Regions from separate parts of the Homo sapiens genome. Here all the other regions are linked to region 1. Evidence: chromatin loops called from intact Hi-C (ENCODE). Cell type or tissue: MCF 10A. All regions are shown on one strand. Links, peaks and the distances in the headings refer to the core of each region. The heading gives the core; the rest is flanking DNA. Region 1 holds the start of LRRC9 (leucine rich repeat containing 9). Region 2 overlaps JKAMP (JNK1/MAPK8 associated membrane protein). Region 3 overlaps RTN1 (reticulon 1). Region 4 overlaps RTN1 (reticulon 1).

The links. Peaks named below come from ENCODE experiments on the same cell type or tissue, not always from the same donor. Only the 100,000 strongest peaks of a DNase experiment are listed, where the experiment ranks them.
Region 2: it touches region 1 in a loop (12-fold over the local background); 5 of 110 quality-filtered maps call a loop at or near these places.
Region 3: a loop joins it to region 1, with 6 times the contacts of the local background. A loop is called at or near these places in 18 of 110 quality-filtered maps.
Region 4: it touches region 1 in a loop (6-fold over the local background); 10 of 110 quality-filtered maps call a loop at or near these places.

The regions. Positions count from the first base shown.
Region 1 is chr14:59,915,472-59,923,762 of GRCh38, reverse strand. LRRC9 (leucine rich repeat containing 9) reads right to left here and starts at 3,619. Exons shown (of 33, transcript NM_001395648.1): 1 at 3,490-3,619. RefSeq lists an enhancer at 3,260-4,459. In MCF 10A, for the core only: a CTCF peak has its summit at 4,836; no DNase peak of the experiment used is centred there.
Region 2 is chr14:59,505,313-59,513,475 of GRCh38, reverse strand. JKAMP (JNK1/MAPK8 associated membrane protein) reads right to left here. Exons shown (of 7, transcript NM_016475.5): 7 at 8,066-8,163. It overlaps CCDC175 (coiled-coil domain containing 175), which reads left to right. Exons shown (of 20, transcript NM_001164399.2): 18 at 1,673-1,716; 19 at 2,668-2,830; 20 at 8,161-8,163. Among named protein-coding and RNA genes, the nearest start is that of JKAMP, 25 kb to the right of the region's middle. In MCF 10A, for the core only: a CTCF peak has its summit at 5,933 (motif pointing left); a DNase peak (open chromatin) is centred at 5,935.
Region 3 is chr14:59,627,357-59,635,647 of GRCh38, reverse strand. All of the region lies in intron 3 of RTN1 (reticulon 1), which reads left to right. Among named protein-coding and RNA genes, the nearest start is that of MIR5586, 16 kb to the left of the region's middle. In MCF 10A, for the core only: CTCF peaks have their summits at 3,092 (motif pointing left) and 4,181 (motif pointing left); a DNase peak (open chromatin) is centred at 3,097.
Region 4 is chr14:59,703,374-59,711,664 of GRCh38, reverse strand. All of the region lies in intron 3 of RTN1 (reticulon 1), which reads left to right. Among named protein-coding and RNA genes, the nearest start is that of MIR5586, 60 kb to the right of the region's middle. In MCF 10A, for the core only: a CTCF peak has its summit at 3,710 (motif pointing left); a DNase peak (open chromatin) is centred at 3,204.

The sequences.
Region 1 (8,291 bases), core at 1,920-6,919:
TTCACCGTGTTAGCCAGGATGGTCTTGATCTCCAGACCTCGTGATCCACCCACCTCAGCTTCCCAGAGTGCTGGGAGGCGTGAGCCTACAGGCGTGAGCCACCTCGCCTGACTGTATCTGTTTTAATTACTGTGATTTATATTTTAAATTCCCACCTCATGTTCTTTTTTGGCAGTTTCCTGGATATTCTTCCATATTTATTTTTCCAAATAAAATTTAGGATTATTTTGTATTTAGTTTTAAAAAATGCAGTTGGGATTTTGGTTGAGGTTGCATTGTAAAGATTAATTTAGGGAGAACTTCCATATTACAGTTTTGAGTCATCCTCAAGAACAAGGGATAGCTCTCCATTTACTTGAGACTACTTTTCCTTGGAAGAAAAATATGCCTATTTGGGATACAAATCTTACCTCTCACTTCAACTTATTTTCTCTTCATCAATGCACTTATTTAGCAGAAAATCTTATTCTAATTCAACAGCTAATTAGAAAAATACAATTTAATTTAAAAACCCCAAATTCTATAAGTTGTATAACTATTTCTGAATCACAAGGATGCTAGGCCTTCCTGGTACTTACAAGTCTTGTATGTTTTCTCCAGTCACAAATGGACTCAAGGGTTCCAGATGAAGTTACTGAATTCATCAAGAGGTGAATGTCCTGTTGGCCAGCTTGTAACTACTCTCCTGCTCTTCGAAGCTCTTTCAGGGCTGGCCCATTTAAGAGGCTAAAGGTCATCTCTAGTTCCCCCACAAAACCAGAAGCCACCAGGAACTTCTATAGCTTTTACACCTCAAACTGCATAGGATTAATCTTTCCACTTTGGATTGCTACTGGAAAATTTCACCTAACCAGCATGGAGCTGAAGTCACTACAAATGCATTGCCTCTAACTTCAGTTAGATCTTCAGCAACAAATGTTTTATATTTTCCTCAATTTCCTCTCCTAGGAGAGTGGGACTAGAGACTCGAGATTCATGACATTACTATTCTAAACTTTCACCACTCTTTTCAAGGTCTCTCTCTCAGTAGATGATCTTGACCCCATTTTCACAGAGAACAGTGGTGCCATCAAATGTATGTTTCTTATTTCCCTCCTCTCAAAGACGTATTTTTCTTTCCCTTCTGACTCCTGTCTTAGTAGGTGTTCTTCCTTTTGTCCAAAACAAATCCCTTTTCCTATGTATTGATCCTATCCTTATCTGTCTCTTTCAGAATACTGCTGTCAAATTTTCCTCTTTCATTTATTGCCAAATTTCCTTGTCAACGGTCTCCTTTATTTCTGTATATAAATATTAAGTCTTTCCTATCTTAAAAAGTCTCTCCTATATTCTTCTATGAATAGCTGTTTTTAGATACCTTTATGGTACACCTTTTAGATAATCATTAGCAACACATCACTACCTGCTTTCAGTCCTGGATTCACTGCCATCTGGACTGAGAACACCTCAAGCCACTACAAGGTCAAAAATAACCTTCTAATGGCCAAAGACAGCGGACATGTTTTGATTCTCAACTTGACCTTGACATGGCATTTGACAATGCTGACGACTCTCTTCTTCACGTTTTCTTCTTTGGTTCAACTTTTCTCCTTGGCTTCTCTCTACTTGTTATTTCAAACTTACTTTGTGCTTTTCTTCTTTTCTTTTTTCTTTCTTATTTATTTATTTATTTTTTTTTTGAGACAGAATCTCACTTTGCTGCCCAGGCTTGACTGCAGTGGCACAATCTGGGCTCACTCCAACCTCTGCCTCCCAGGTTCAAGTAATTCTTCTGCCTCAGCCTCCCAAGTAGCTGGCACTACAGGCGCGTGCCATCACACCCGGCTAATTTTTGTATTTTTAGTAGAGACAGGGTTTCACCATATTGGCCAGGCTAATCTCGAACTCCTGACCTTGTGATCCACCCGCCTCGGCTTCCCAAAGTGCTGGGATTACAGGCATGAGCCACCGTGCCTGGCCTACTTTGTGCTTTTCAAACCAATTGTTTTCTTCATGGTGAAAAATCCTTATCTTCTTTTCTGTGCAAAAAAAAAAAAAAAAAAAAATCCAACTGCCCACATGAAAAAGCTCCATCTGAATGTGCCACAGGCATCTCAAATTCAGTGTGTTCAAAATTGAACTCATTATATTTTCCAACCAGCCTCCTTCTCCTAATGTATGCCTTCTCTTGAAAAGTAACACCACCATTCTTCTATTGGTTGAGCTATTATCCTCAACCAATCTTTGACTCTATCCCCCTATTTTCATTCACTCATTAAATCCTTCTGCATATACCTCTTAAAGGTCTTACCACATTTTTTTTCCTCCTCCTCATTCCAATTGCCTCTGCCTTGGTTCAGGCCCTCATCACCTCCCCTTAACTTGATGTCCTCCCTGTAGTCTGTCTTCCCTCAAGTTCATCCTCTACACTACTGTGACAGCCTCCTGAAAGGTAAATCTGCTCATGCTTTACCCCTTTGGAAGGTATTAATGGTTTCCATGCTCTGACTCCTGCCTACCTCACATGCTCATCAGCCACAACCTCCACAGAGGACCCTAGGTTCAGGCCACAACTATAGTTCTCTGGAACTGAATGGATGTTTCTGTACTTTGGCATGGGCTGTTTCCTCTCCCTAAAATGTCCTTTTCCCTTGGCTGTATGGCATACTCCATACTTCCCTAAAGATTTAAATCAAAGATCTTCTCTTTGAAGACTTTCATTCTCTCTGGTAGTATTATAAGCATTCTCTTTCTTGTGATTCTGGTTAGGGCTTGCACATACTCTTTGTATAGCACTTGTCACACTGTAAAACAATGTTTACGGGCCTTTCTTCCCTACTAGGTTACATGTTCATTGAAGGCAGAAACTGTGAACCTATCACAGGTTCACTGTCTGGCACATGCTAGTTGTTAAAAAAATTGTTTAATGGGTTAATTGTCATGCCACAGGCATATGGTATAATTTAAAGACATAATCGTTCTCCATGACCAGAGTATAATGATAGAGTAAAAAGGACCATGGTTTCTGTCTGCCGTGAGAGTTGGTTAGGATGTCATTCTGAGAAAACTTTTTTTTTCTCTGCCCAGTAGAAGTCCTGTATGGGTCAAATTATTTCCTCCTTTGGGTATAAAAGGATCAGAATCCATCAGTTACCACTGATGGTCCAAATAAACCCCCTACACTCTCTAGATGAGCAGTGTCAGGTTTGGTTAGGGAGCACTTGGTTTTTCCAGCCCAGAATCTTAATTGGTGCAGTAAAATCTGCATAGTTGGCTGTAGGCCACCCTCCCTTTCCTTCTCTTGAACTTTGTTCTGGTACCCTGACTGCCTCAGTAAAGCCACCTCACTGTCTTTCATCATTATCATCACCATTGCACCATTACGGAGTTCCCTTGACCTCAACTTTGCTTCACTGGCGTCTTCCCCTTGGTATGGCTTGGAAGGAAAAAGAGGGGATCAAAGACTCCCGGTGATGTACGCCCGAAGGCCACCAGGTGACGGATTCTGACCTTATCACAGAGAGAGGGTGGATTCCGGGGCAATCCGATTCAAGTCCGAGTCCACTCCGATTTCCCAATCCCTGTCTTGCAGCAGAAGGTAGGAAACCCTCTCCCGCCCCAGGCCTGGTGTGTACAGACTGCCTGTGGCGGTTGCCTAGGTAACCTGATCTCCGCCTCCGGCGACCTCCGGGTGGGGAGGAGGAGAAAAGGGGCGGGGAGGGGGATAAAAGGGTGGGGGGGAAGCGGAGGCCGACCCGGGTTTGCATCACGTGGTGGCGACCTCCAACCAATCAGCGGAAGCAGGGGTCCAACCGGAAGACCCCACCTGGGGCTCCTGGGAAACGGCGGGAGCTTCTCGCTGGCAGGTTTTTCTGTACCTGCGCTTATCTTTTCACTTACCTTCGCCAGTTCGCGGAACGTGACTGAAAGCAACGCGTTATGGGCAAGGTGGTGGGGACTTATTCGTTACCTCCTCCAGTCTCGCTCTCTCCCATTCATTATCTTTAGCTCTCGGGTCCTGGAAGCGCGGAGCCTCTCTGGCCTTGAGCCCCGAGGGCATGGCCCTGTGATGTCACAAGGTGGCGTGACAGCCGGGACGAACCCCGACCCCCAGCGCGGCATCCTTCCCGCGGCCAGCGACCACCGCCTCCCGGGAAGGTGGCTGACCACAGCCGCAAGCCGCTGCGCGCCCGGCAAGCCGAATGGAAGGACGGCGCGGGCAAACGAACGCCCAGTGAGGTCCAGAGAAGAGAGGGACCTTCCGAGGGTCTTCTAGTCGATCTCGGACAGGCTTTTGAGTGCCTTTTAAGCATTCCAAAATTTTCAGGAGACAACAGTAATTTACAAAATAGAGTAGAATTAAAAGGGGGGAAAGGGGAGACTTTTCAGAGTGGGCAGAGAGGCTGAGAAATGAACTTAGTAAAAGGCAAACCAAAGCAACCGCAGGTCTCGTGTCGTTCTCTGGATCTGCGCAGTCCAGCAGGGTGAGCCGCTACCCACAGACTCGCAGGGCCCATGATCGCTTGAAATGTGGCTTGTCCAAATTGACATGTGCTGTAAGGTACGCATTGTATTTTGAAGGCTTAGTATGAAAAAAATAAACTCTTTCGTTATTAATCTTCATATTGATTAAATGTTGAAATAATATTTTTGATACATTGGGTTAAATAAAAAATATTGTTAAAATTATTGTTTCTATTTTGAAAATGCGGCTGTTAGATAAATTTTAAATTGCATGTATGACTTGAATTATGTTTCTTTTGGACTGTGCTCTCTTTTATGTGGTTCAGTCGGTTTGTGTAGAATAGTTGTGATGTTAATGCAAAATATTGTCTGTAGTGCTTCTTTCTGTCACCAGATGGCCACCTCATTAAATAGACTATAGTTTTGAACTGCTTTCCCAAGAAAAAGTTCAGATTTTAGGAATATTCTCATTTAACAATTGTCAACAATTTCAGCATATTTGCCTTTATTCAATTAACTTTATCTGTAATATAGACCGTTTGTAAAGATACATAAACAAAAATTAACTGGTTTTCCCTCTACATTCTTATTTCACAGAAAATTGTTTCTATCTGTCATTAATAGATAATTCGAAATAAGCTAATTAAAGTTATTTGTGGCTTAGGGGTTTCAAACTAATGCCAGAAAAGTCAGATTCATAGTTTTTACTTTTACTATTATCTTCTCTGAAATGTAGTTGAACAAGGTGACCTGTCTTTGGGGAAGTTTTCTTCATAGAGTATAAAGATGAATTAGAACATAATAGTTGAGATTTCTACACTTCTAGACATAGAAATTTGAACAGAAACCAGTTCAGCGAATTATCTACACTAAGTTTCTTAATTTGAGGGGTCCAGCTCTGGGATGAAAGTATAAACATTATCAAAGTATATTTTTAGGAATCTATTGGGATTTTCCTGACCAGTGAAAGACTAGGAGAGAGCTAACAGTTTTCTTTACATGATATAAACAAATAATTTTAAGATTGTTATTATTCTAGGTAAAGCTCAAGGATCTGGCCAGTCAGCAACTGAGTCTGAGTTCTTGCATAGCTGTAGACTTAAGAACTATTGGTGACTTGCCAAAATAAAGCCTTTGTCCACAGGGTAAGTCTTAAGAGAATCACCTTCTGTTCACATATTCGAAATGTTGTTTGAAGCAAAAGATGCTTACAGTTAAAAGCCATAGAAGCAATGCAAAAAGAGTGATCATTTTTGTTAATCTCCTTTTCTCACTTTAAAGTAGCTTTATTATAAGGTTTTATGTCTGAACAAAAAACGCTGGAAATTGAAACTACTGAAGAGTCAAGCAAATTAAGTAATCATCTAATTGAAATAAGACTTCACTTTATTCACCTCTGATCATACTAGACAAAGGCCAAGCCATATTAATTTAAATCTATTTATTTATGGGTAAAGGCATCTTGAATCTGAAAACAACTGGAAAGAGATATTACCACTAATTATAGCAAATTTGCTATATCATATCCTGAATTAAAGAATCACTTATTTTAACAAAATAGAGGTGACTTTGCAGACCCAAATAAGAAAATCTTGAATTACATAGTTATTTGTTAATTAGAACCTTTTAAATAGATTGTTAAATTTATTTTTCAAAGCAGCCCTATCCTTATTGGTAGAGAACTGTGGAGACATCTAATTTCAATTCTCCCTTTTAATAGTGCCTTTACTTCCAGAGAACCAAGTCTGGAGGTTTTAAATGCTAATTCGATTTTTATATTTGTGTAGACATTTGATCCTTATGTAAATGAGTCCTTTCCAGCTAATGATTTTATCTGTAAAAATTTACTGTTTCACATTTAAATTTGATATATCATAAAAATCACAAATGCATCACTACTTAGGGTTTACTTTGTCACTGGAAGATATAATTATGTGGTGCTTATAAAGTCATCAACAGAGGCCCTCTTGTTATTGATGCCTAGCAACACATGTGTATTAAGATCCATTTAAAAGTTAGGGATTATTCTGAAGTAAAGTTTTAATTAGACCAACAGAACGCTATTTCTAATGGGTCTACCTAAAAATGCTAAATAGCCTTTGTTCATGATTTGTTGATATATAATTAATGGATAAGCTTTTCTTAAAAGGCAGCCAGAATGGAATTTTAAGAAGACATTGCCTCTGTTTCAGATATATTTGTACTTAGCTCTAAGGCAACAAATTGAGGATAGTGAATTTAAGTGGGGGTAGTAGTCTTAATTCCTTGGAGAGCTCACCAGTTCTTTGTGTCGGAGAAGTCTTTCCTCTCTTCCTCTTTTATTTTCTGTCCTTTAGACCTTAGGCTTATAACGTTGATTATATTTCTCAGGTTGAAGCACATCATCATCATTGGTCTATACAAAAGCCTTCTCTTATTTTTTCTCCAGTTTTTTTTATCCAGCCCCCACCCTTATCCCAACCATATTTAATGTTTCTTATACACTTTTAGTTATGTATTTATCTTTGAAAAACAGGCAGTGTTATTTGTGTGTCTATTTTTAATTTTCATAAGTGGTATCACGCTATAAATTTTATTCTGATCCTTTTTTATTCCATGCTATTTTAAGATCTATCCACATTTTTATATGTTCATCTAGTTCATAGATTCCTATTGTCAGCTATGAGAGCTAGCTGGGGTGCCAGTAGGAATATAGCACATTTTCCATTGTGTACTCTAGGTCCCTGTCTCTGTTGCTGGAGGTGAAGGGTAGAGCTAAATGGAGGGAATAAATGGAAGCAGAATGCCACAGGACTGATTACCTCTAGATGGCTCTAGAAAGTGATCTTCAGGGTGTTTTTGTTTTTGTTTTGTTGTTGTTGTTTGTTTTTTTAGCAGTGCAAGGATTGTGTGTATGTTGACAGGTTGTCAAATCATTAGTTAGGGTCTCCTGAGAAGTAGATAGGATTTGACTGGCAAAAGATATAATGGGCAGAGGAGCAGGAGAAGGTAGGAAGAGTCGTCAGACCACAGTGCAGACCTGATACCTGAGGAAGGAGAGGAGGAAGGAAGGATTGGATAGAGAGAACCTCAGACTATGGTACAGTTCAAAGAAATGTTCTGCCAGGTTGGTGGGGAGCCCTTGAGCCAAAGTCACCTGTTGGAGGAGTTCTGCATCTAACTCGTATTGTGTTTCCCTAGTGTCCATTGTCAGTCACTGAAGGCTTTGCTCTGCTCCCTGACACATTGGAAGCTGTCCCAGAGATCTTCCCTGTACAGACCAAAGCAAAGAGTTTGCCTTTTGATTCACAGGAGCAATATATGTGGAGGCTATATTTTCTGTTTTCTGTGCAGTGCTTTGTTTTAGGGGAAGGAATTAGCGAATTGTTATGATGAGATAGATGGGTTAGTAAATTGTCATTAGGAAATGTAGCAAAAGAACTATGCATCCAGGTTAGTATATTCTGTCTGACAATTGACCTGTGGATGATGAGCAGCAAACAGGTCATTACAAATATAGAAAGGTTTGAACAAGTGCTTCTTCAAATAAAAAAAATTGAAGGCCATAATTTGAAATAAAGTGTAACTTATAGAGGAAGAATACATTTTTAAGACAGGCAACAATTGGGATAGATGAAGTTTGGTGTAAGTAATAAAATGCACTATCCTGTGAGGGAATCAAACAGTTGAACAACATATTGGCATCTTGGGAAGGGACTGGGAGCATTATACAATTAATAATGATCATTTTAAGCCTGGGCAACATAGTGATATCCTACCTCTAACAAAATGAAATACAAAAATTAGCCAGGTATGTTTGCACATGCCTGTAGTCCCAGCTACTCAGGAAGGCTGAGGCGGGTGGATCA
Region 2 (8,163 bases), core at 3,164-8,163, 410 kb after region 1:
CCATATTGGGGTGGGAGTGACTTGATTTTCCAGGTGCCATCCATCACCCCTTTCTTTGACTAGGAAAGGGAATTCCCTGACCCCTTCCACTTCCCAGGTGAGGCAGTGCCTCCCCCTGCTTTGGCTCACACTCGGTGCACTGCACCCACTGTCCTGCACCCACTTTCTGACACTCCCCAGTGAGATGAACCCAGTACCTCAGTTGGAAATGCAGAAATCACCCGTCTTCTGCGTCGCTGACGTTGGGAGCTGTAGACTGGAGCTGTTCCTATTCGGCCATCTTGGCTCCACCCCCCTCAAGTGAACTTTTTTATATGATGTGAAGCAATGCTTGAATTTCATTGTTTTCTCTTACACACATCCAGTTGTTCCAGTACTATTTTTGAAAAGACTATGCTTTTGCCATTGTATTACCCTAGCAACTTTTCAAAAATCAATTTTATGTGGTTGTTCCTTTATTCTAAATGCCTAACTTTATACCAATATCACACTGTCTTAATTACTATAGCTTCACATGCAGTCTGAACATCAGGTAATAGAATTCTTCACCTGTATGCTTGTCTTTTAAAATTATTTTCACTATTCTAAATTCTTTGATTTCCATATACATTTTAGAATCACCTAATCTACACACACACACACACACACACACACACACACACACACACACCCCTGCTGAGATCTTAATTGGGTTTGTGTTGAATCTATAAGTCAATGTTGGAAGAATAGACTTTTTAATGAAATTATATTTTCTAATCCAAGAATATAGTATTTATCTCCATTTATTTAGGTCTTTATCTCAAAAAAATTGTGCAGCTGTAGTGTAGTATCAGGTATCCCAGGACTACCCTTAGGCTTAATGATTAGCTAAAATGATTCACAGGACTCAAAAATTGTTATGGTTATTGTTATTCCAGTGAAAGATAGAGTAAAATCAGCAAAGGGAAAAGGCACAGAGGGCAAAGTATGAAGGAAATCTGGAGCAACCTTCTCAGGGATGCACTTAATTTCCCCAACAACGTGTGACTCCACATACAAAGTGTTGCCAACCAGGGAGGCTCACCCAGGCTTGAGTGTCCAGAGTACTTATGGGGCGGGAAGATGGTCAGTCATGCGGGCACAGAGTGCCTTTGTGACTGGCCTCAGCTGCTCAGACAGCCACTGAGATGCTCAGCTAGTATTACTCCTTTATGCTGTTCGTGTGGTAAGTTGCACTGATTGAGTCTGACTTTTAAACCAAGCTCCCATTCTTAGCATAAAGCCCACTTGTTCAAAAGCTTTTATTGTTCTTGTCTATTGCTGGATTCAGTTTGCTAATCTTTTTGTGTCTGTGTTAAGACCACCCTGCTGTGCCAGTGCTGTGGTCTGGAAAGTGCCCCCCAGTGGAAAGCTGGGTGATTGCAGGACCCACCTCCTTTGTTTCTCTTCCAGGTGTCACAGTCCTGGGCTGCCCATTCTTCAACATCTGAAAACATTTCTTTCATATGTTTTGCTTCTTTCTTCTATTTGTTTGCAGTGGGAGGGCAGGTCCAATTCAGTTATTCTGTCATTTTGGAACTAGACATTTTTAGATAAAAATAATTTTTGAAAAAACAAAAATGAATAACACGACTTTTATTAAAATGTTCAGATTGTGTCAGTAACCATTGTATTTTTTAAATCTTTATTTTAGCACAATATAAGGATTTGTGGGCTGAATTTCAGACCACAGTTAAGGTGAGTTTTGCGTGTGTCTGTTGCCTCCATATAAATATCATATTTCCAAAAATGTTTACCTACCTAATAAGTGTGTGTGCTTTTGTGTCTGTGTGCACCTGCATGCACGCATCAGGGTGGAAATTCACACTAGCTCTCTCACTCCCCTGCAGTCCTAGATGCTACTGTGACCACCACCTCCTAAAATGTGTCTTTTTTTTTTTTTTTTTTTACCAAATATCACTATGAAATCTTAATTCTTTGGGAAACTGTCTTCCCACTCTACCACTCAGATAAGGTGGGAAAGACTGTTTTTTGCATGCCCCAAATGAACACATTTTGGTTCAGGACAAAGTTGTCAGTTCTGGACTCCTTACCTCTTCATGTTTTACCAGTGCAACATCTGCACCCTCCCCACTTCAGAGTCAGATAGGCTGGGGTCAAAATCCTGGCTCTGCCACTTTCTAAGTATTTAAAGTTTACACATAATCCTCATTTAAGTATTAAAACACTGGACTAGGAAAGCGTTAAAATGTCTTTTTCACATGGAGCTGCGGAGGCCCAGAGGGTTTATGTAACTTGTCCAAGACCAAACAGTTCATGAACGTATGGGAATTTACAACCCAGATCCTGCCTGATTCCAAAGTTCCTTCTGTTAGGCTGAATCTCTTCAGCTCTGTGCTTCTCTGAGGGTGAAACTAGCTTTTTATGCTGCCACCACCATGGCTACCATTATCCACTTAAAAATTTGAGTTCAGTGAGCATTCCATTATTCTTCTCACTTCATAATCCATTTTTCCAAGATTATGTACAGAACTTTGTGAATTGGCTGTGTACACAAGCACTTATTTTTATGACTGATACCAATTATGCATATATAATATTTTTTTTTGGACATGATCCACTTAGAATGTGTATTTATTTATGTTGTAGCAATTTATATTGACACAGCCTAAAATGCCATTTCTTTAGATCTTGGTGGACAATGGTGAAGAGACCTTGCAAGACATAAACAATCTAACAGACAAGCTGCGTGAAAGAGATGAAAAAATGCAGCATGTCAGTACATGGCTACGAGGGAGTCTTGAAGGGCTGCGTTTGCTTGTGGAACAGGAATCACCAATGGACCTTCTTAGTAAGCAACAGCTTAGAGCTTTGGTAACATGGGACTTCCTGCTATTTTACTATATAGCTGGTAACATCAAAAGAAGAAAAAACGTGTCAACTAAGTGACTTAGTTATCCCCAATTATGCCACAAACATTCAATTGAACATTGATACTTATTTGGGGTTGAATACTCTTGTAGTGTTATCCAATTCTGCCTTTCACCTAAGAGAATTTTCTAGATAACTAAATCTTCTTTATAATTTTTTTAAAAAGTTTATTTTAAACATTTTTCCAGAGAAGGCTTTTTAAACTCTTTTACACATTTTTTAGTCTTCTTAAACAGAAGTTGAATATAATTTTACATTTTCTTCCTGAACTGAGTTTAGCATTAAAAATAGCAACTGTTACCTTCTCAGAAAAATCTAGTGATGGCTGCGGGGGCTTCTGAGATGTTAACACATCATATCTAACATGCTTGACTCATGAGCAAGCAGTCCAGTCTCTCCAGAGGCGTATCAGCTTCATCCTCAATCCCCACAATAATGTCATGTTAGACATAGCCACAGAACTCTCCAGATTAGGGCAGTGGTGAGAATTGAAGGTGAGTCCTTGCACAGGTACAGCCCAGAGGTCCCAGTGACAGAATCATCTGGGAAGATGGGATGTGGGGGTAGAGGGAGCTTGGGAGAAGGAAAGAGAACAGAGTTTAGAAGAGAGATGGAGTGATGAAACAAGAATACTGTCATCTGGCAAGTGTACAAATCTATTTGTGCTTATCAAGGCTTAATTTTAAAGAGCATAATCACTAGATAAGCAATTTTGAAGGTAGGATGTAGAAAGTAAAATGGGATAAAAGTAAAAAGAGCTGCATGCAGTGACTCATGGTTATAATCCCAGCACTTTGGGAGGCTGAGGCAGGAGGATTGCTTGAGACCAAGTGTTCGAGACCAGCCTGAGCAACATAATGAGACCCTGTCTCTACAAAAATAATTTTAAAGTTAGCAGGGTATGGTAGTGCCTCTGCCTCAGCTACTCGGAAGGTTGAGATGGGAGAATTGCTTGAGCCTGGGAGGTCGAGCCTGCAGTTAGCCATGATTGTGCCACTGCACTCCAGCCTGGATGACAGAGTGAGACCCTGTCTTAAAATAAATGTAAAAAGAGGGATAGTGATAAGATTAAAAACATTCCAGTATTTGGGAAAACCTGTGTTCTGGGGCATTGCTTGACAGAAGAAATAACGTTTCAGTGGCCAATGAAGAACTTTGTGGGTAAACCCTCTTAGCTGCAAAGTCATTTTGATGGTCCTGCCTGGTGATCATGATGAGCCTGGTGATACTTATGATGTACGAATGCATAAAGGATCCTTTGTGGGCCTTGCTTCTATTTGTATTTCCTTTGCTAGGCCAGACCATTCCTTCCAACTATAGATCAAGCAAAATTTTGAGAGCTAAATCATCTGTAAGTGTCAAGGGCACTGTCTTCACATGAATTAATCTTCTGTTTTTATCTGAAACCCGATGGAATCTTTGTGTTGCAACAAATTTAAATAGACTCTTAGAGAAAGTTTCACTGAATTACTAATATCATATTTCCTTTTTCATATATTTTGAGGTCTGATGGATAATCTATGACAAGTAGAGACTGGCAGTGTGTAAATAAAAAGACCACCCAAATGAGAATAAGCAGAGGCTGTTTATGCAGAACTTGCTATAGCAATGGAGCCAGGCACTGTCTTAGTTCGTTCGGGCTACCATAACATTCTGTACACTGGGTAGCTTATAAATAACACGAATTTATTTATCACAGTTCTGGAGGCTGGGAAGTCCAAGATCAAGGCACTGGCAGGTTTGGCTTCTGCTGAGGGCCCACTTTCTGGTTCATAGAATGGTGCTTCCTCATTGTGTCCTCAAATCATTTAAGGGGTAAGGCAGCACTTTGGGGCCTCTTTGATAAGGGCACGAATCCCAAGACCTAATCACCTCCCAAAGGCCACACCTAATACACACTGGAGATTGTTTCAACATAGGAATTTTGGAGGAGACACAAACTCTCAGACCATAGCAGCCAGGATTACTTGCTTTTCTCTCTTTTTTTTTTTTTTTTTTTTGAGACAGGGCCTCTCACCCTGTTGCCCAGGTTGGACTGCAACCTCTGCCTCCCAGTCTCAAGCAATCCTCTCACCTCAGTCTCCCAAGTAGCAGGGACTACAGGCACGTGCCACTGTGCCTGGCTGCAGTGTGTGTGTGTGTGTGTGTGTGTGTGTGTGTGTGTGTATTTTGGAGACGAGGTTATGCCATGTTGACCAGGCTGGTCTTGACCTCCTGAGCTCAAGCAATCCTCCTGCCTCAGCCTCCTAAAGTGCTGGGATTATATGTGTGTGCCATGGACCTATTGGACTAAACAAAGCGGGGCGAACGCGGGAATAAAAGACAAAGACAAGAGAGTATATTTGGAAGAAGGGGTCAGGGGGCACCTTGCCTCTAGTGGACAAGTGCCCTGAACTTTACACAGCCCTCTGTATTTATTAAGCAAAAGAGATAGTGAGGTGTGTGGGGGGTCGGGGGTGATTGTCCGCCAGCAGCTTGATTCACAGCAGGCTTGTAAGACTGCATTCTTAGAACAATAGGCACTAGATTTCTCAATAGGTAACTTCAAGGAACCCAGTGCCAGGGAGTGAGGCCCTCAGCAAACCTTTTGGTGGCAAGGCAGTGTGAGTTTGCTCACATCCTGCGTTCATGATAAACAGTTTGCTGTTTGGTCATATAGCCTCCAGCGGAATGCTGAGTTGGTCACATCCCACAGGCCTTCAGCTCCCTACAGGTGTGAGCCACCATGCCAGCTAAGCTCTGCTTCTTACATGTTATCTAACCTCCACTCCTCAGTCTCCCCAGTTGTAAAATACCACTGATAAAACTAACAGGAGTTATAAAACACCAGACCCATATTAGGCACTCATCAGATCCCTGAAACCTACCACCCTCCTGGAGAGGTGATAGTAAAATCTGAATTTACTATTCAAGTCCTTGGCCATCTCTGAGCCACCTGTAACCTCCCAGCTTTTGAATGTTCCCTGTTGAATGGGTTCTGCCACAGGACTTCTGGAGAAGCCCTTATCTCAGTTCAGCACCCCTCTACTGTCCTCTTCTGGCCATGATAGTCACTGCAGCCCTGCAGGTCCTGCCCTCTCCAGGATCACTGCACTAGCTTCATTAACATTGGGCACTTTGGAGCCTGACACTGGAGCAGATGTTACAGTGACAAAGTTGAATAAACTCCAGGCCCTGAACCTTAAAGTGCATACCCTGTGAGAAACAAGACAATTGAAGAGCTGATGAAAATACATTGGATTCCTTCTAGAAAGTGGCTATCAGAGGGTAAAGCTGTGTCTTATTGGATGTTGGAGTACACAGGGATATCTTCCCAAAGGAGAAGCACAGACATAAGCTGGTCAAGAACTGCCAAGTAGCAAGGCTGAGTGGAGATCTGCTGGGGGAACCAACCAGCAAGTGTGGAATAGGCTTGTCAGAACATTAAAGGCCAGACTTCTTCCTGAAAACTAATTACTAAAAACTTACTTTTTGCCTTAATTTTATTTCTTGTAAATCAAAGGTAAATAAGTTAATTCTTAGTGTATATGTAAGCTAAACAGTAACTTAGTACAGTTATTTTTAAAGTAAAAAGAATTTTGTCTTAAAATTACAAAAGTCCTTGAGTATTACATCATATATTATGTTAGGTTACATAAATAATTTGTGTATTAACCAAATATATTGATACATGGGCTATGGAAGACATTTTTAGGATGAGGTACTTTAAAAGAAACATTAAAAAAATCAATGTATATAACTGTCAAAGTTATCTCTGTTATTGTGATGAGGGGCTTGATACAATCATCTACATTTTGATTAAGTCTAGAAAAACACCTCCTTATAATTAAAGCAGAATCAAAATTTCAGTGAGAAGAAAGAAAATCATTTGCCTAGTACTTGTCTCTTGGAAAAATTAAGATCTGAAATAGGAGGAGTTTAGATCAGTGGTTCTCAAACATTAGAATCACCTGGAGATTTTAAAAAACCCCTGTGCTCAGCTGGGTGTGGTGGCCCATGCCTCTAATCCCAGTACTTTGGGAGGCTGAGGTGAGCAGATCACTTGAGGTCAGGAGTGCAAGACCAGCCTGACCAACAGGGTGAAACCCCATTTCTACTACAAATACAAAAATTAGCTGGGTGTCATGGCGGGCACCTATAATCCCAGCTGCTTGGGAGGCTGAGGCATGAGAATCACTTGAACCCAGGAGGTGGAGGTTGCAGTGAGCCGAGATCGCATCACTGCACTTTCAGCCTGGGTGACAGAGCGAGACACTGTCTCAAAAAAAAAAAAAGAAAAAAAAAAAAAAATCCCTGTGCTCAAACACAGACCAATTCAACATGAATCTCTGGGTGTGGGGCCCAGGCATTATTTTTTTAAATCTCTCCAGATGGCTTCAATGTGCAATAGTCTCGCAAACTAATAGTTTTAGACAAATATATAACAAGGTAGTTATTAAATTTATCAACTAACTGACCCAAATTAATCAAGAAAACACAGATTTAGTATCCCTGGTCTGAAAATCCAAAAATCCAAAGTGCTCCAAAACTCAAAGCTTTTTCAGCACCAATATGACGCTCAAAGAAAATCCTCTTTGAGAATTTAAGATTTCAGATTTTAGGATTACGGATACTGAACTGTAAGTATAATGCAAATATTCCAAAATCTGAAAATACCCGAAATTCGAAACACTTCTGGTCTCAAGCATTTTTGAATATGAGATATTCAACCTGTATTTTGACTTTTAAATTACCTCTTCAGGACTGGTTAGCAAAAGTACCATACACTGTAGTGATAAGGATTGTGATGTGCTACAAGGGCCTAAGTCAAAACTTAACAAAGACAAGGGTTGATTTTTAAATTTCTTATGACCACGTTTTAACAAATTATTTAGTAAAATTAGCAACTACAGTGGCTATAAGTTGTTCTAGTCTTATTTTTACCAAAGCAAATTAAAAATGCAGATACATATTAAGTATTGTGGAAATTATTTGCCCGTGAGGCCTTGTAATTGTAATTTCTTCTTTTGCATATATACTTTTCTGCTAGAACAGGACATATGAAAAAAATGATTGTAAAAATGGCCCCAAGTGGACCAGAAGATATAGTCCTAGTAATCAGACACATGACACCCCTCCCTACTCTACCCCGATTATACAATTACTCAATTGAGGATTCTTTGGGCAACTCAGAATTTTAATGAACACTAATAACCCCCCAAATGTGTGCAATACAAATAAAATTTTTATATTTATTTTTTATTCCTACAGAGA
Region 3 (8,291 bases), core at 1,145-6,144, 290 kb after region 1:
TTCCGCTGACAAATATTTAATACACAAATATGAGTTGCCAAAGTCTACAGCTGGTACTTCTATTTTCCTCCTAAACAATGAAAGGACTGTAGAATGCTTTTACTCTTCCCACTCCCTTCCACCTTATGTTCTGTTTTTGTCTCCTGTTTTAATTTTACCTTTCTTTTATAAATCCTCAAGCTGGCCTTTAATAATTTTTATGTCCAGCATTTTTTTCATGCAATTCATTTCTAAGGTTCAATTTTTTTCTTCCTAAAGTGTCACCTTTGGTAGATTTTTCTTCAGGGTCTGCAATTAGTAAATTTTCTCATTGATTACATATTTGAAAAGGTCTGTTAGTCTTGCTGGGTATAGAATTCAAGATGATGATTACATTCGTTTGCTACTTTGAAGATGTTATTTTCTCAAACTATTAGATTCTGGTTCTATTAAAGACTGCTGTTGGTCTAACAGTTTCTCTGAGGTAATCTGCCTTTGATTTATGCTTGCTTTTAAGATTTTCTCCTTGTCTGCGATGCCTTACATGTTCACTATAATGTGGGTCGGGGTATTGATTTATTACTTGTCTTGCTAAGGGCTGATTGACTGTCATAACCCTAGAATTTATCATTTCTGGAAAACTGCAAATTTGGATAAATTATTCAAGTTCCCGTGTTAGTCCACTTCTCAAAACCCTTCAGTGTCTCCCTCATTTACTGCCAGTATTACTACTCAGGACTGGCATGATCTAGCCCCTGCACATTTCTGTAATTAAGTTTCCCATTAATTCCATTTCTGTCTGCCAGGAAATCCCCATGACTCAAACTGGTGATGCTATTTCTTGTTCATAACTCAGCTCAACTTTACCTACCCTCTAAAGCCTTTCCTGAAACCTGTTCTTCTCCCTAGCCACTCTCTGTTTGTGTACCCACTCTTTCCTGCTCATAGGTCTGTTAGTTATTGCATTTATCTATTTATGTGTAAAATTTTCCCCCTCTGGACTCGAGTTCCCAGTGGGCAGCTCCCTTTGTATTTATGGAGACAGGTCCTTAGTATGGGCTCTATAAATATTTGTAGATCAAATGAATAAATGAATCAAGAAATAAGGGTAAACACTAACTCATAGGGATCTTGTAACAACTAAATGTATACCACATGAAGAAGCACCTGGCAAATAACATGTGCTAATCTATTGTTTGAAACTCCATATTCATGCATTATTCTGCTACAGTGGGTTATGTGCCAAACTGGTTGCCTTTTAAAATTTCCTTATTCCATATGGCATAGAGTTCTCAGTGTTCTTTGATCATAATGAAGTATATTTTTGGTTCTGTGCCTTTTATTCCAATTGCTATATTTCTCAGAACAAGAAAAAAATGAAGATGCTTATATAGTGTACCAATTATTACATTCTGTCATGAAAACGCAGTGCATCTGTGAATGTTCTTCTCCCATATATCTTAATGGCATTCTCCTGCTCCTTTAGGTGTCTGCTCCGGGCCTTTGCTGACCCTCCTTATAAAATAGCAAATTTTCACCTCACCTCCACTCTGTCCTCTTTTATGTGCTTTATTTTTCCCATACACTTGTCTACAAATGAATATTATATATTTACCTTTTTGGTTATTATTTGCCCACACATAAACACCAGCGTATAAAGTAGGAACTCTGCTTTATGCCTAGAACAGTGTCCAGCACACAGCAGGTACTCAATAAATATTTGTTGAATAAATGTATCAATGCAGATGCCACTGATTCCCATCAGTAAAATTCTGGTGCCAGAGGAGACAGACACAATAAAGCCACTCTGGGAATGCTAGCCTTCAATATTAATCTTGACCTGGGATGAGATTACAAAACTTGACTATTTTGCTTTTCCTGAGAACAGACTGCCTAATGCATGATTTAATCCTGAAAAGTAAAGAAATCACTTCCTCTCCTGGCAAGCACCTTAACCAAGTTCTAAGCTGGCTGCAGATAAAGCCCGTCTGTTCTCTACTGGTTTAAAGATAGTGGCAGTTCCTGCCTACTTTTAGCAAGCTTTATTTTGCTTTCTGTTTTCTTTCACCACTTAAGGAAAATTTACATATCTTCTCTACCCATTTTATCGTTTTGATCTTGGCAAGAGCTTTCAATTAATACTGTGTGAGCAGTTGTGCAAAGAAAGCACCCATTTACGATGTTTATGGGAAATAAATTCTTATTATTTCATAATGACAAACACCTAAAGCTTCCATTTATTTGTATTATAATTATGAGAGGTCCAGAGATGATAAATGACTTGCTGAAGGCCATGTAGCTAACTTTTACAATACAGGTGATTCCTAGTTTTCCGTGAATAAGTTCATTTATGTTTCTCTTACCACCTACACATTAAGCTAAAGCCCGCCAATTTTTACTTCACTAGTGTGAATCTGTCTGTGAAATAGCCATCTTACTTCCTCAACCTTCAACTATCAAACTGTTAGAGTGGATTTTTGTGTGCCATCCAACATCTCTCTCCACACTTAGTATGAATGAAAATAATGTGATCTTTCAGCCAAGCTGACATTCCAAGGTCAGCTTTTAGACGGGGTCTCACTATGTCACCCAGGCTGGAGTGCAGTGGTGCGATCACAACTCACTGCAGCCTCGATCTCCCTGGGTTCAAGTGATCTTCCCACTTCAGCCTCCCAAGTAGCTAGGAGTACAGGTGCATGCCACCATGCCCGGAAAAAATTTTTTTTTTGTATTTTTTTTAGAGATGGGGTTTCACCATGTTGCCCAGGCTGGTCTTGAGCTCCTGGCTCAAGTGATCCACTCACCTCGGCCTTCCAAAATGCTAGGATTACAGGAGTGAACCACCGCGCCTGGCCCCAAGGTCAACTTTATGGTCAATGAAAACGCCTGGCCCAGAAAGTCTGACCTAATGTATCCTCCACTTTAAAGAGAGCTTGCTTCTCCCTGTTCCTTATTGGGAACATTGTGTATTCACCATACACACTATACAGACTGTCAGATTGGCAGTACACGCTGTTTCCCGTAATGTGGTGGACACAATACTCATCAGTAAAGGTACCTGCTGGCACCTTCTGGACTTAGGGAATGATAACTGGGGCTATCATTGGACTGGCAGTGCCTCCTAGTGGCCACAGCTCTAAAGATCTCCCTCCAACTGAAAAGCAGCCAGGGCAGCAAAAGCCCACCAGGCAACCCCTGCCTTACCCTCTCCTTTCTTCTCAGTCTTGTCCTCATATCATGCAGTGAGAAGTCGGTGCTGATCAGGCTATCATCATATACCAGTCTTTTCAGTATTTAACTGACAGAATTCCCAAAAATGACGTGGCAATGAAAAAAATTGGGAGGAGGGAGGAAAGGTAGGGAATACAAATAGAAAAAATAATCAAGAATAACCTTAGAGTAGGTCATTGTGAAAAGTGCTTTGTAATAATGTGGTCATTGTTGTTCCTTCCCATCAGCCCTGTGGGAGCTCTGACACCCCATTAAGCTTTATCAAGAATAATTTCAGATATGTTACAAAGATACGCAGAGAGGCCCAGCTGGTTTCTCCACAAGCTTGTATTCTGAAAAGAATACACATGATCCCAAAGATCGTATTTTAAAGTGTATATGCTTCATTAAAATGAAAGATGATAAATCATGTCTACAAGCATAACCTTGAGATTACTGTCCTTAGGCCCATGCTGGTGTGGGGTATGCAAATGTAGATTTTGATCTGGGAAAGAACACCTCTGGCAACTGTAGAAGAATCGGGAAGGCTCCACTTCTCTATGAAAAAGACCCTGTAATGGATAAGGCCATGCCACAAGATGAAGTGGAAAGTTTGTTCCTGCTCCCTCTGAACTCTTCTGTATGCTCCCGTGGTCTCCAGGGCATTCTCTGTCCTCATGCAGTGTCTTGTCTCCTCTAGGGACCCCTTCCAACAGTACCTTCTTTTCCAGACAATGCCCACATTCCAGTCCTTTCTCTTTCCTATTTCTACCTTTTCTTCATCAAAATACATTTATCCCATCCATTCCTTCAGGGTCTTGATGTATGTTCTGATAAAGTAGTTTATGGTAAGATTTAAAAAGCAGGTCACCACCCATTGTTCTGTTCCTTCCTTAGACATTTGCATTTTAACTGTGGACTCCTGACATCCTTAACTACCTGGGCTTGGAAGCCAAAAGTCTTATCTCCCAAATACACACCACCCACCTCCATTGCCCCCCAGTGGTCAATCCCAAAGATGACACTGTTGAGACAGAATGCCCTTTGCTTCCCTGAGTTCTGTTTGAACGTCCCCACAAATGACACCCTTGGATTGTCACTGCATTGACCAATGACTCCACGTACCAGAGTCCAAGGGCTTTGGTCTGGGGTCTACAGGCACCGCATTCTGACATGGATTCCTTCAACCCACAAACAGAGAGGGGTAACCCAAGAAATACACAAGCCCTCTGGGACAGAGCAGTAGGCTTTCTCTCCAGTGATTGTTGCTTGCCAACAAAGGTTTTGGATATCTGTGGAATATTCCAAAAGGAGAGAATCTGGCAATTCTTCAGAAGATTCTGGGCAATTAAAATTCATCGAGTTCAGATTTTTAAGAGTTAGAGGGAGAAGTGAAAGGTAAACGGTGGCAACAATTAGGGAACATTATGCTGCAAGCCTGACATTTATGATGCCGTTGACTTGGTCTTGTCCAGCAGGTTTCTTGGGTTTCTCAGAAATTTCTAGAATATGCACCTCGCATATTCTGGGAGTCAAGAACTCCCAGGAACAGCCCAAGTCCTCCTCCTCTCACCCCCACCGTCAGCCCTTTTTCCCCTCCTCCCAAACCTCCCACCCACTGTCCGCGTCAGCGCCTTCGCGGCCAGAACCGCTTTACCCGTCTCCAGGGTAGCACCCTTGGGCAGCCCAGCCAACGCTGTCGCGTGGAGCGGCGCCCGCATCCCCATGCGCGCAGGCGGCTCCGGGGCCGCGCCGCGCTGATTCGCTGCCGGCCGCGCAGACTGCGGCGCCAGCGACGCTCCCGCCCCTCACCGCGCGCCGCCTGGTGCAGCCTCAGTCTCTCCGCAGCCGCGCGGCCACTGCGAGCCCAGCCGCAGCAGCCGGGCACCAACGCTTGAGTGCACGCTCGGCGCCCCCGAGGAGAGCCACGGCGAGCCCCCAAAGCCCGCACGATGCAGGCCACTGCCGATTCCACCAAGATGGACTGTGTGTGGAGCAACTGGAAAAGTCAGGGTATTCTCTTTATTTCAGTAGTGCATGCCTGAGGCGCACGGGAAACCCGGGACCTGGACTCGTCCATTGTGCATCATTTCACCTGTGGGACCTGTGCATGCTTTATACCCCAGAGCTTTGTGTTGGGGGGTAGTAAACCTCTTATTTCAAGAATCAAAATGGATGGTGCTTGGTTGTTGTTTTTTTCTTTTTTTTTTTAACCCCACCCCCACCCCTTTGTTTTCTTGTTGTAATGCTGGTATTTTAAATAATGCATCAATCGCCTCCTCCGGGAGTTCTTTTGGGATCTGTGCATCATTCAGTACTTGTTTAATGTTTTCTCATCCCCGGAGTTAAAGTGCTTTCTTATTGTTCCATGCATCCCAGTGCATTTATTTCTGCCCAAAGGTTGAAATCTCCTGGCAGAACCATTAACTGAGAGGGCTGGAGTGCATCCTTTTAAGAGGGACACACCCATTTCAGGGTTGTTATTTGTGGTCACACAAAGGAGAGTGGAGATGCAGACTAGCTCTCGAAATCCTGAAAATATGATGGCGTAGCCACATATTAGGATGGTTCACTTTGAAATATTTGGGGTTTTTTTCTGTCATTGGAGTAACCTGTGACTACTATTTATTAATAATAGGTATCTGTGAAATAAATGGAGGGAAAGAACGAAACAGTGCCCGTGGCCCTTGGTATAACAGATTTATTTTGGAATAGTCCATATTAGCACTGGGTGTGGCTACCCTCCAGCCTCGCTTGGATTGCTTTTCAGCCATTTTTATTCAGCCTCACACTTCACACATCCATCTCTCCTTTGTTACATTAAAATTCACCTTGCAGTTACAGAGTATGAGGAGAAAGATAATTTGCAAGAATGAATTGTGTGTAGTAACTTGGGTGTTTGTCGGAGGTAGTGTCTTTTCATATTTAACAAAGATGGTTCTGAAGAAGGCGCGTTTAATTTAACCTGCAGGGTTTTGCAGCATCCCTCAGGAGACCAAGAATACTCTGGAGCAGCAGCTGATTTTGTAAAAACCTGGCATCTTCCCCTTGTAATTCTATATCACAGGAAGGATAGGATGTCCTTTTATCTTTAATGCCTCTGTAGGGTTTTGCTTCGGTATATATTTTAAGAAAAAGTAAACATAAATCTCAGAATTAAAAGCCTGCTTACCTTGCCTCTTGTTTGTTGGATTGGGTGGCAATGACATAAAATACAGTCGTCTACTTCAAATTATGTGAGTGTTGGAAATACCGTTGTCAAAAGTAAATCGATGGAGCTGATAAATTTAAAAGCCAGTAAATAAGAAATGTATGCCAGTTGAGGCACAATGTTTTGAAGAATGATGACAATTACGTGGAAGAACATATGTTCAATATAGAAGGCAGCTGTGAAAATATTTTGTAACATTTTATTCTTGTTCTGTGTTTAGATCCATCCAGTTTATTTGATATACACACCTGACAAACAACTATGGCTTGGTATAAGATCAAATTTAGTTGGACATAAACACTGGATTTTAGACCATGATTATGAGTTTCTAGTATTTTTAACAAAAGTAGATATCCAAAGATGGCAGGTTTTCTTTTCTATTTGTATAAGATATTCACAAAATCTTATGAATTAAATATCTTAATCTATTTCATCACAATCTTATGCGGTTTGACTCGGTTGCCTCAGTTTATGTCTCCGAGGTTTTAAAAAAACACATGGACTTTTATCATTAGAAATTAACACAAAATGTCATAGTTTCGCCATTGAAGACAATAATTTTTCATTTCTGATGCAGAGCTACTTGTGAAGATTAATTGAAGATCATTGAGAATCTTTTATACTCAGCGACCTTTGGTCATCTTTAGTACCATTGATTTCCTTTTGTTAGATGGAACAAATCCATTATCTTGAAAATTGACTAATAAGTAACTGGGTGGGAGGACTTATGAGCACAAAAGAGAAATTGTAAGGAGTGAATTATTCCTTTTTTTTCTCCTCACTGTGAGAACTTTTAACCTTAACAGAATCTACATTGAGGTTTTGTTGTTGTTGTTGTTTAGCATTTTTAGTGTATCCTCTTCCCTTTAGTTCCCTTATTATCAAAAACAGTTGTGCTTAACCCTGTCTGCCCATTAGAATCACCTGGGAAGCTTTAAAAACCACGAAGGATGCCTGGGCCCCACCTTTTGAGATTCTGATTCAATTGAGCTGAGCATCAGTATTTTTTGAAAAGCTCCCTAGGTGAGTTTAATATGTAACCAGGGTTGAAGTCACTGGAATATTATTATTATTTTGTAGAGACGTTGTCTCACTATGTTGCCCAGGCTGGTATCAAACTCCTGGCCTCAAGCAATCCTCCTGCCTCAGCCTCCCAAAGTGTTGGGATTACAGGCTTGAGTCACCATGCCCGGCATGGTGTGTAATAATTCTTAGTGAGCCAAACCCATAGACCAGCAGAGGTCCAGGATACCAATTTAAAAAAAAAAAATGGGTGTGATCTAGAAGCAGCTGTGAATGCAGTGGAAAAAGGTCAGTGCAACACTGTTGATGATGTCCTCCAGAAGGATTAGGAGGGACAAGTTTTGCTTGGAAAGGAAATAATGTGAGCTTTAGGTTTTCTTCATGTTATTAAATACTACATGGAGAAATTGCAGCAGATTGAATATTTCATGAAGACTCCACTGAAACTAATTATAGTGTGCCATAAACACTGTAGTGCACATGCAGAAGGAACCTTATCAACATATATAATTTCAGCTACAGACAAGAATGTTTAAAGAAAGGGAGGCTAAAGTCCTCCTTATATATACTACATCACACCAATTCTGCTTCTAATTTTAAAAAGTTATACTACCACCAAATATTGGTTAATAAATCAAAGCACATTCTACTCAGTGAAAACAAAATGAGAATTAAATGACAACCTAGCAAAACACCTGTATAGATAACAATCTTACAGATCAGTACCATCCTACAATTTACAGGACTCTTTACTGAGTGGTTTGTTTGAATTACTACATTTAGTCCCCACAAAACCTGTGTGGTGTAAGTTTTATTATTGTCCTCATTTTGGAGGGGATGACTGAGGCTTTGGTAAGGGCACACAGAT
Region 4 (8,291 bases), core at 1,620-6,619, 210 kb after region 1:
TCTAGTGCTTACAGTGATGCCTAGTGAGTAGTGGGGTCTTAATAAACATTTAATAAATAAGTGAATGGCAACTCCATACACAAAGGTGAAGCCACTGAAATCTGTTGTGGGATTTTATTTTATGTCAATGTGCTTTATAGCTTGTGTTCTTTTTCAAAAGCACATTTAAATGTTATTGAGTCCAAAGAGAAGTTAAAGAATAATAGGCTAATTAAGAAGAGAACATTATATGTGGATCTCCTACTATTACTCACGAAGAGCATTTATCTCTCAGTTGTTCATTCCTGGAGTGATCACCCCAGGAAAGGGCAAATGTAGTCAGCAGAGAAGGATGCTTTCTGAGGTTCAGCTGACATAGGCAATAAAAGACTTGAGTTGGCAAAGCAGAAGGTGATATCACTGTGGGCCTGTGTTCAGCCTTTTCTTTGCTGAGCTGAGCCTATCGAATTTGCACAAGACCAGTCTGTTGAAACTTTATAACCCCCATAAAATGGAAAACCTTCTGCAATGAATGCTTCTTCTCATTTTGAATACTGCAGAACCCAATTAAAAACAAGGTTTGTTATTAAGGCTGGTCTAGAGACAGGCAGTATTATGTTATGATTAAGGCATGAACTCTAGAATAAGAAAGATTTGGGTTTGAACCTGAGTCCAACACTTACCTCCCTGAAACCTCCCAAGCCTCATCTATAAAATGTAATGAATATTTCCTACTTGCTAGAATTGTAATGAAATTTAAATTGAATAATGCTTTTAAGGTGGTTAGGTTGGTAGAAGAAATGGCACTTTGGAAATGACAGCAATTATCACATTCTATAATTGGATTGTTTTTCTGTACTAGATATGGCAGTATACCCAGGTTACAGTCAGTGGTGGGGCTTACTCAGGGAGATGAGAGAATGTGAGGCCACTCAGATGGGCTGTCCTTTGTGGATCAGCCCCCGACCTGAGGCTTCCAAAGCTGCCTTTCTGGTGGGCCTGTAGTGCATGGCCATGGCAGGCCTGCTTTGCCCCTGAGCTCAGTTGGCAGCCCACCTCCTTTGGTGCACTCAGCATCTTTGTTCCCCAGCATGGGCTGCTTTTTCACCATCCAGTGTGAAGCTCACCTGTCACAGCCCACCTCAAGGACATTATTCCCCCCATGCTCAACATTTAGCTCAAGCCTCCAATTCTGGTCCTTTCAGCTGTGGCCAGGTTAGCAGGATCGATTCACAGAAAGAACCATTTGGGGAACTTCTCTTTAAAAGGGACTGAATTTATGTCAAGCTTGGAATGCTGCAGACTCCTCTCCTCTATTTTTTAAAGTGAAACTTTACATGCAAAGAAGTTTCAGCCCTGGCTGGGAACAGTGGCTCATGCCTGTAATCCCAACACTTTGGGAGACCCAGCCAGGTGTTTGAGACCAGCCTTAGCAACATGACAAAACCCCATCTTTACAAAAAAAAGATACAAAAATTGGCCAGGTATGGTGGTGCACGCCTGTACTCCCAAATTCTCAGAAGGCTAAGGTGAGAGGATCACTTGAGCCTGGGAGGGTAAGGCTTCAGTGAGCTGAGATCGTGCCACTGCACTCCAGCCTGGGCAACAGAGTGACAGTCTGTCAAAAAAAAAAAAAAAAAGAAAGAAAGAGGGAGAGGAGAGGAGAGGAGGAAAGAAAAAGGAACGAAGGAAGGAAGGAAGGGAGGGAGGGAGGGAAATAAAATTAAAAAGGAAGGTGTTCAGCCCTATGGTTATTTTTTATGGGAAGCTAACTTTGAACAATGAGAAAATTTAGGAATATTTGAAGTAGTATTTGGGGGTGAGGTTCAGTTATGTTCTTCCCGTGATAAACATGGAATTGCCTCTTTAGAGTAGATAGACAAATCCCTCTTACATAAAATGCTTCAGATGACTGCCATTTCTCTTAAAAAGCTCTCCCATTTTTGTTATATGCTTTCAATTATCTGAACTGGGAAGTAAGCTTTGGTGTACTTCTAATTCAGGGCAATTTTTTGTCTGCCTGGACCCCCATAGGCAGGCGGACTGGCACCACAAGGCAGGGGGCAAGATTCTCCTTATAAGGAGGTTTCTTGTAACAACTTGTTTGTTTGGTGCATTGTGCTTCATCTATTTTATCCACCATTGACGTGCTTTCTAAAGTAGTTGTGCATCCGCTCACTCTAGAAATCCATACAATGTATTTCACAAGTACTAAGAACTGTCATCCATAAAATAGAATATATTTTAATTATCCTTTAAAGAAGACAAGGTAAGGTTGTCCCTTCAAATACCTAACTCTCATCTGTGATTTGAAATGAGTATTCATAGCTCCATTTTTTGAGACATTTTAAATAGATTATTATGCAAAGATGCATACCTTGAGCAAACAAAATAGTATTATGAACTTTCATATATAGATAAACAAAATTTAACAATTATTATCATTTTGTCATATTTGTTTTGTCTACTTTTGGGAAAAGCATTTTAAAATTAAGTCACAGCCACCAAGACATTTCACCCCTACAAGCTTCAGTGTACATCTCTAAAAATAGGACATTTTCTTATATAACTAGTTAGGCTCATTATTACATCTAACAAAACAAATACTTAACATCATCTAATGCCTAGTTCATATGCAGATTCTCCCAAGAATCCTCCAAATGTTTTTCCCCCTTCAGTTGGTTAGTTTTAATTAGCCAATGAGCAAAAATCTCTCAACTTCTATTTTCCACTACATTAACTATAATAAGAATATGGAGCAGTAGAAAGTTCTCTCAGTCTGTATAGTATGCGATGATCAGATGGATTTTCTTTTTTCCCAATATTTTCTTATGAAATTCCTCAAACATATAGAATAGTTGATAGAATTCTTCAGTGCATCCCTGTTTCCATGGTTCTATTTTTAATTCTCTTCCTGACTTCTTAGTAACTGGGACTTGATAGTCTCTACCCCTCAGATTCAGTGAGAAAGTAAATAAGCATTCCGTGGCTCCTTTTTAGGGGGAAGCCTTAAATAATATTTGCAAAGCAGATGGATGTCATTTCTTTGCATGGCTTACAAACCTTGGGAGTGTCTTCTCAACTGGGTAGCTCATGCCAGTCTATAAATATTATTGAGCCTGACTTTCAGTTGACAATACTTTACTGGGGCATCCCCAGAGAGCCAGGTGCTGACCTGTTGCCAGTGGAATCACCGTGTGAGTTAAGAGAGAAAATGATGAGCCACGCTGTCTAACACTGAAGCAATTGGAACAAGCTGTGTGTTTACACCTTATGCAATGTCAGCTGTATTTCAACATTATCTGAAAATATCATGCAAAGGTATTTGGAAAGGAGAAAAACAAATCTGGTTTTTAAAAATGTCTGTCTGAGGGTTGCTGCTGTTGCTATGGAAATCAGAGAAGCAGACTTTCACGCTTTACCACACCGAGCTTGTTTTTGAACAGATTCCTGAGACTGTGGGCTTCCCCCCACCTCCTATTCTGAGTGGTTTTGTTAGATATAACCTTGCTTGAATAATATTAACATATTCCTGTGGGAAAGCACATTAGGTGCTAATGCTTGGAGTTGTTTTTAACGAATGATTTAACAATACCGGATTCATTTTTCATCTGTATGTTTTTAAATAGACTGGCTCCTATAAACAGCGTTAACATACAGCTCAGCTTGGAGCATAAGGAAATGTTAGTTTAATATTTTAGTGCCATCTGCTGTAAGTTTCATGGCATTCTACCCCATCTGGCTTACTTGCAGCAATTCCCTATCTTTTTTTAGTTTCAGTAGAACACAGCAATCTCTTTTCAAATCTTTCATACTGATTGGGTCCTGTTTCTTCCTACTGAATACTGGATGAGGCTGTTGTCAGAATGTCTCCTTGATTGTAGGTGTTCATTTCCTGAAGACTTCTGTTTCAGTGCATGTGTGTGTTTGTGTGTATGTATTTGTGTGTGTGTGTGTGTGTGTGTGTGTGTGTGTGTAAAAGAGAGAGACAGAGGGAAAGAGAGAGAGAGAGAGAATTATCAAGCAGTTAACTCCTTCCTAGACCTCTCTTCCTTATTTCAAATGATGCTGACTCTTGGTGAGTGAACATTTGTAAATTCAGCACCATTGCTATATCAACAACTATTGAGAACCCATTGCATGCCAGGCTCTTTTCTAGGCACTAGGGGAGAGAGTGGAGAACAAAGCAGACTTCCTGCTCTCATGGAGTTTCATTAGTGGAAGAGACTAATAGTATACAAATAAACACACATCATATAGTATCAGGCATTGGCAAGTGCTGTGAATTCAAAAATAAAGCAGGCTAAAGAAAGCTATTTTAAATACGATGGTCAAAGAAGGCCTGATAGATGATAGAATTAGAATATTGGAATGGACATGTTAAGGTTGCTACAAGGGCAACAAATGTGCCCTCTAACCCTGTGCCTTGAGGCTCTTGTTAAAGATAGACCCTTGTCATTAGCTAATTAATTATGTTTCAACATTAACCATGAACATTATATGGATGAAAAACAAATCTGCTCTTTAAAAGCCATCAGAGTTTTTGTTGTTGCTTTGGAGCTAGATGGACCTTGGGCTTAAGTCAGCTTGTTCTTCAGTTCTCAGTTCTTCAGAATTCAGCAGTTCTTCAGTTCAGCACATGGTTAGAACACCTGTATGTGTCTGATTCTTAGTTAAGTTCCTTGGAGAGTAACAAAGAAACTTTTCTCCAGGAGTTGCTTTTAACTGTATGCTTTACCAACCCTCAACCCATCAAGGGGATTGAATAATACATATAGAATATTTAAAGAATAACACCAGATACTATTATGTTTGACTTCAGCTACAAATCCTGTCAATCCTAAGTGCTATTGGATTTCAGAGGAGGGAGAAGTGTTAAGATGTCCAGCGCCCTTCTCTTTACCTAAGCTCTTTAAAGGTCAGTTTGAGCAGAACATTGAGCATCACGGAGATTACTAATATTCCTTTCATTAGAAACAAAGAGATTCTGAGGTCAGGTAATTAGAATCATGAACAACCCATGTGAATTCTTCTGTGTTTATGTGTCTGTGTTTGCTCACACGTGTGCACACACTCACATGTGCACATGTTCCATACATTCATTCAGGAATCAAATATTAGGCAACTACTGCATGTGAGTTACTGGTCTGTGACTGGAGAAGTGTAGGGAGAACTTTCCCCTCTGAAGGTTCAAGTCATTAAGTCTGTTGAAATAAACTGACAACAGACAGATTAACAGGAGAAAAGGCATTACAGGTGTTCATGGGAGCCACACAAAATATGAAACTCAAAAAAGGGTCAGATGGCTGATGCTTAAATATTCTTTTCCTAGGGGAGATGTAAAGTGAGGGATGTAGGCAATTTCAGAGGAAGACTAAATGGTTTTTAGGGGATTTTAGTGGCCCCAGAGAAGAGACAATAGCCTGGGACACGGTTCTTCTGGCCTCTGGGAGAGGTGATGACAAGTTATGGGAATGTGAGGGGCAGAATGATACTGCAAACAAAGTTTGTCTTATGCAGGTAAAGAAGAATAGTTGAGAGAATAGGTGAAATGTCTGTCGGGTGTGGTGTCATGAGCATGGAGACTTCCTCTCCTGCTTTATGAGTTAATCTTCTCTGCCCAGTGTAGATTCAATGGAGGAAGTCCACAACAATTGCATTCCTTCTGGATGAACTTCCCTTAGTCAGGTAAGAGAATTTCAGAGAGAGCCGCTTTCTGTGCCTTGGAAGGAAAAGCTGGGGGTGAACGGGGAGGCAGGAGAAGGTCAGAGAGAGACTTTGGCTCTGAGGCCTTTCAGCCTCCTTTGTTCAAAGCACTCAGCATGCCAAACGGCCATATTTTGGGGTATCATTTTCTGAGCCCCAACAGAAGCTAATATGAGTAAGACACAGTGCTTGCCTGCAAGGTATTTGTAGGGACATATATACAAACAAATAGGTGTAATAAAGTGTTATAAGGGCAATGAAAGCAAGCAATGCTTAACCCAGCCTTGTCTGTGTTAATGATTGATGTTGAGATGTTTGAGATGTATGACTCTTCTAATTTTTCTATGCCTGTTTTCTCATATCTTCAAAAAATCTGGGACAGGGAGAAACATTAGCAAAATAATGACTCTTAGCCTTCTTACTTTAGGGAGAAAGGTTGAGTTGTCCTAAAGTAATCACAGTATTTGTTTTGGCTTACTGGGACGTGAGGCACATAAAAAGAATCATTGCTTTAATAGCTTGAGTATCATTATCAGATGCTGTAGTGATAGCTAGTACACCAGTGGGAGAGAAGCAAGTAGTAAGTGCATTTCCTCCTTGTTTTCCTGTTTACACAGTGTACTTGGAGTTACTGGATAACTTTAGAGACTCATTAGCCCTCTGTACAATTAAACGTAAATGCCCATCTTAGTAGAGGCTGATCATAATGTAGCTGCAAAGTTGGGGTAGGGGGTAGAGGGACAGATAACTATATGAACTCCTAAGTACGCATAGACTTCCGTGTGCTTGTTCCTGGGAGCCTGTGGCAGCCTGCATGGAAGCAAAAGTAAAATTGAGTTTGGGAATAGGGGGAGGTTGTTGAATGTCTTATTTCACCTCTACCCTCAAAAGTGCTTTCGATAAGGTGCTTCTAGGCACAAAGGAAAGATTTAAATCCGCCATATTTCCCTTATTATATATAAACTTTTTATCCAGTTGAGCACCACTTTTCAGAGCTAGGAAAATATTTTTGGGCTAACTAAAAGCTGTAAAAGCTGCTTTTTGCTTAGTGTTTATAATGATGATCCAGCTCTCTGATTACCCATTTCTCCCTTCCCCCAACCCAGTATGTTCAGTTGGCATCAAAATGATACGTCTATGGTCTGTGGCACCACCTTTGGGAGAGGTGGGTTTTCTTCCTGATCACAGTGTCCGGGAATCAGCTGCAGCACAAGTCCAATTCCAGTACCAGCACTGGCTCCCCCAAGATGCTTTCACTGCCATTTTCGTACCCTTCTCTCCTCTCTGCTCTCTCAGTGACTGGCAATTTGATTGTTTCTCCAATTTCCTTTTACTTCTGTCTGCACAGCACAATGCTGAATTCAGAAAATGAGAACTCAGCCATCACTTTATTCTGATGTAGGGACACCCTGTCAATGGAAATGTGGACTAGTGTGTAGGTTCTAGTGACTCTGGGCCTTTGAAGCTCCAAAAGCTTGCTATTTTTGGTGCCAGCAGGTTTTCAGAGCTCTGAGAATTTCTGTTTCCCCTTCCCCTGATGGCAGACCATATTGCATCTACTGCTCTTTCACTCCATCCTCACAAAGACATAAGGAGAAGTTTGCCAAGGGGGAACATCGTTCAATATTGAATGGGATTTCTGAGCAATGTTGCATAATCTTCTTAGTCAATTTTTGAACCTAGCAGAGATTTGACTATTCGTGGCGGTGAGGGGGCGGGGTTGTTCTTGAAGGGACTAGAATTAAAATTCTTATGCTGGGACTGCAAGTCCCTGGAGGGCCTGAAATTGTGCAAATATTTGCAGGAGCATTTTGCTAGACCAAGATCGTAACTTTCATCAGACTCTCAGTGGGATCTGTGACTCTAAAAATAGGTTTAAGTTTAAAAGGGGAAGAGAAAACACTCAACTTGATAATTTCAAGAGCTCCATGCTGCTGAAAAACCTGAATCTGTGATTTCCTGCAATATTATCATCCTTCCCCTCAGAAGGAAGAAAAATACAATATAATCACCTTTGTTTTTCCAGGAGCTTCAAACTGTGGAATCACATTGCTGATGAGTAGGCCTCAGCCTGGAACACTCCTGTTCACTGTATAATATCTGACTGAGCAGTGTGCCATTTTAAATAATGGTCATATGAGTGTTGGCTAACAACCAAAATTTCAGTTACATCATTCCATATAGATAGATAGATAGCTGGTTTACTTATATAACAAATATTTGTTGTTACATCTTATACATCAGGCACTGTTTGAGGCACTTGAGATACTTCAGTGAACAAAATGAAGATTTGTGCTCTCACGGAACTTACGTTCTTGTAGGGGGAGAAAGACAAGAACAATAAACATAATGTGTTAGTCCGTTTTTGCATTGCTACAAAGAAATACCTGAAGCTGGGTAATTTATAAAGAAAAGAGGTTTTATTGACTCATGGTTCTGCAGGCTTTGCAGGAAGCATAGTGCTGGCATGTCATTCTGGTGAGGCCTCAGGAAGCTTCCAATCAGAAGATGAAGGACGGCAGCCATGTCAAATGGCAAGAGTGAGAGCAAGAGAGTGAGATGGGAGGTGCCACACTCTTTTAAACAATCAGATCTCATGTGAACTC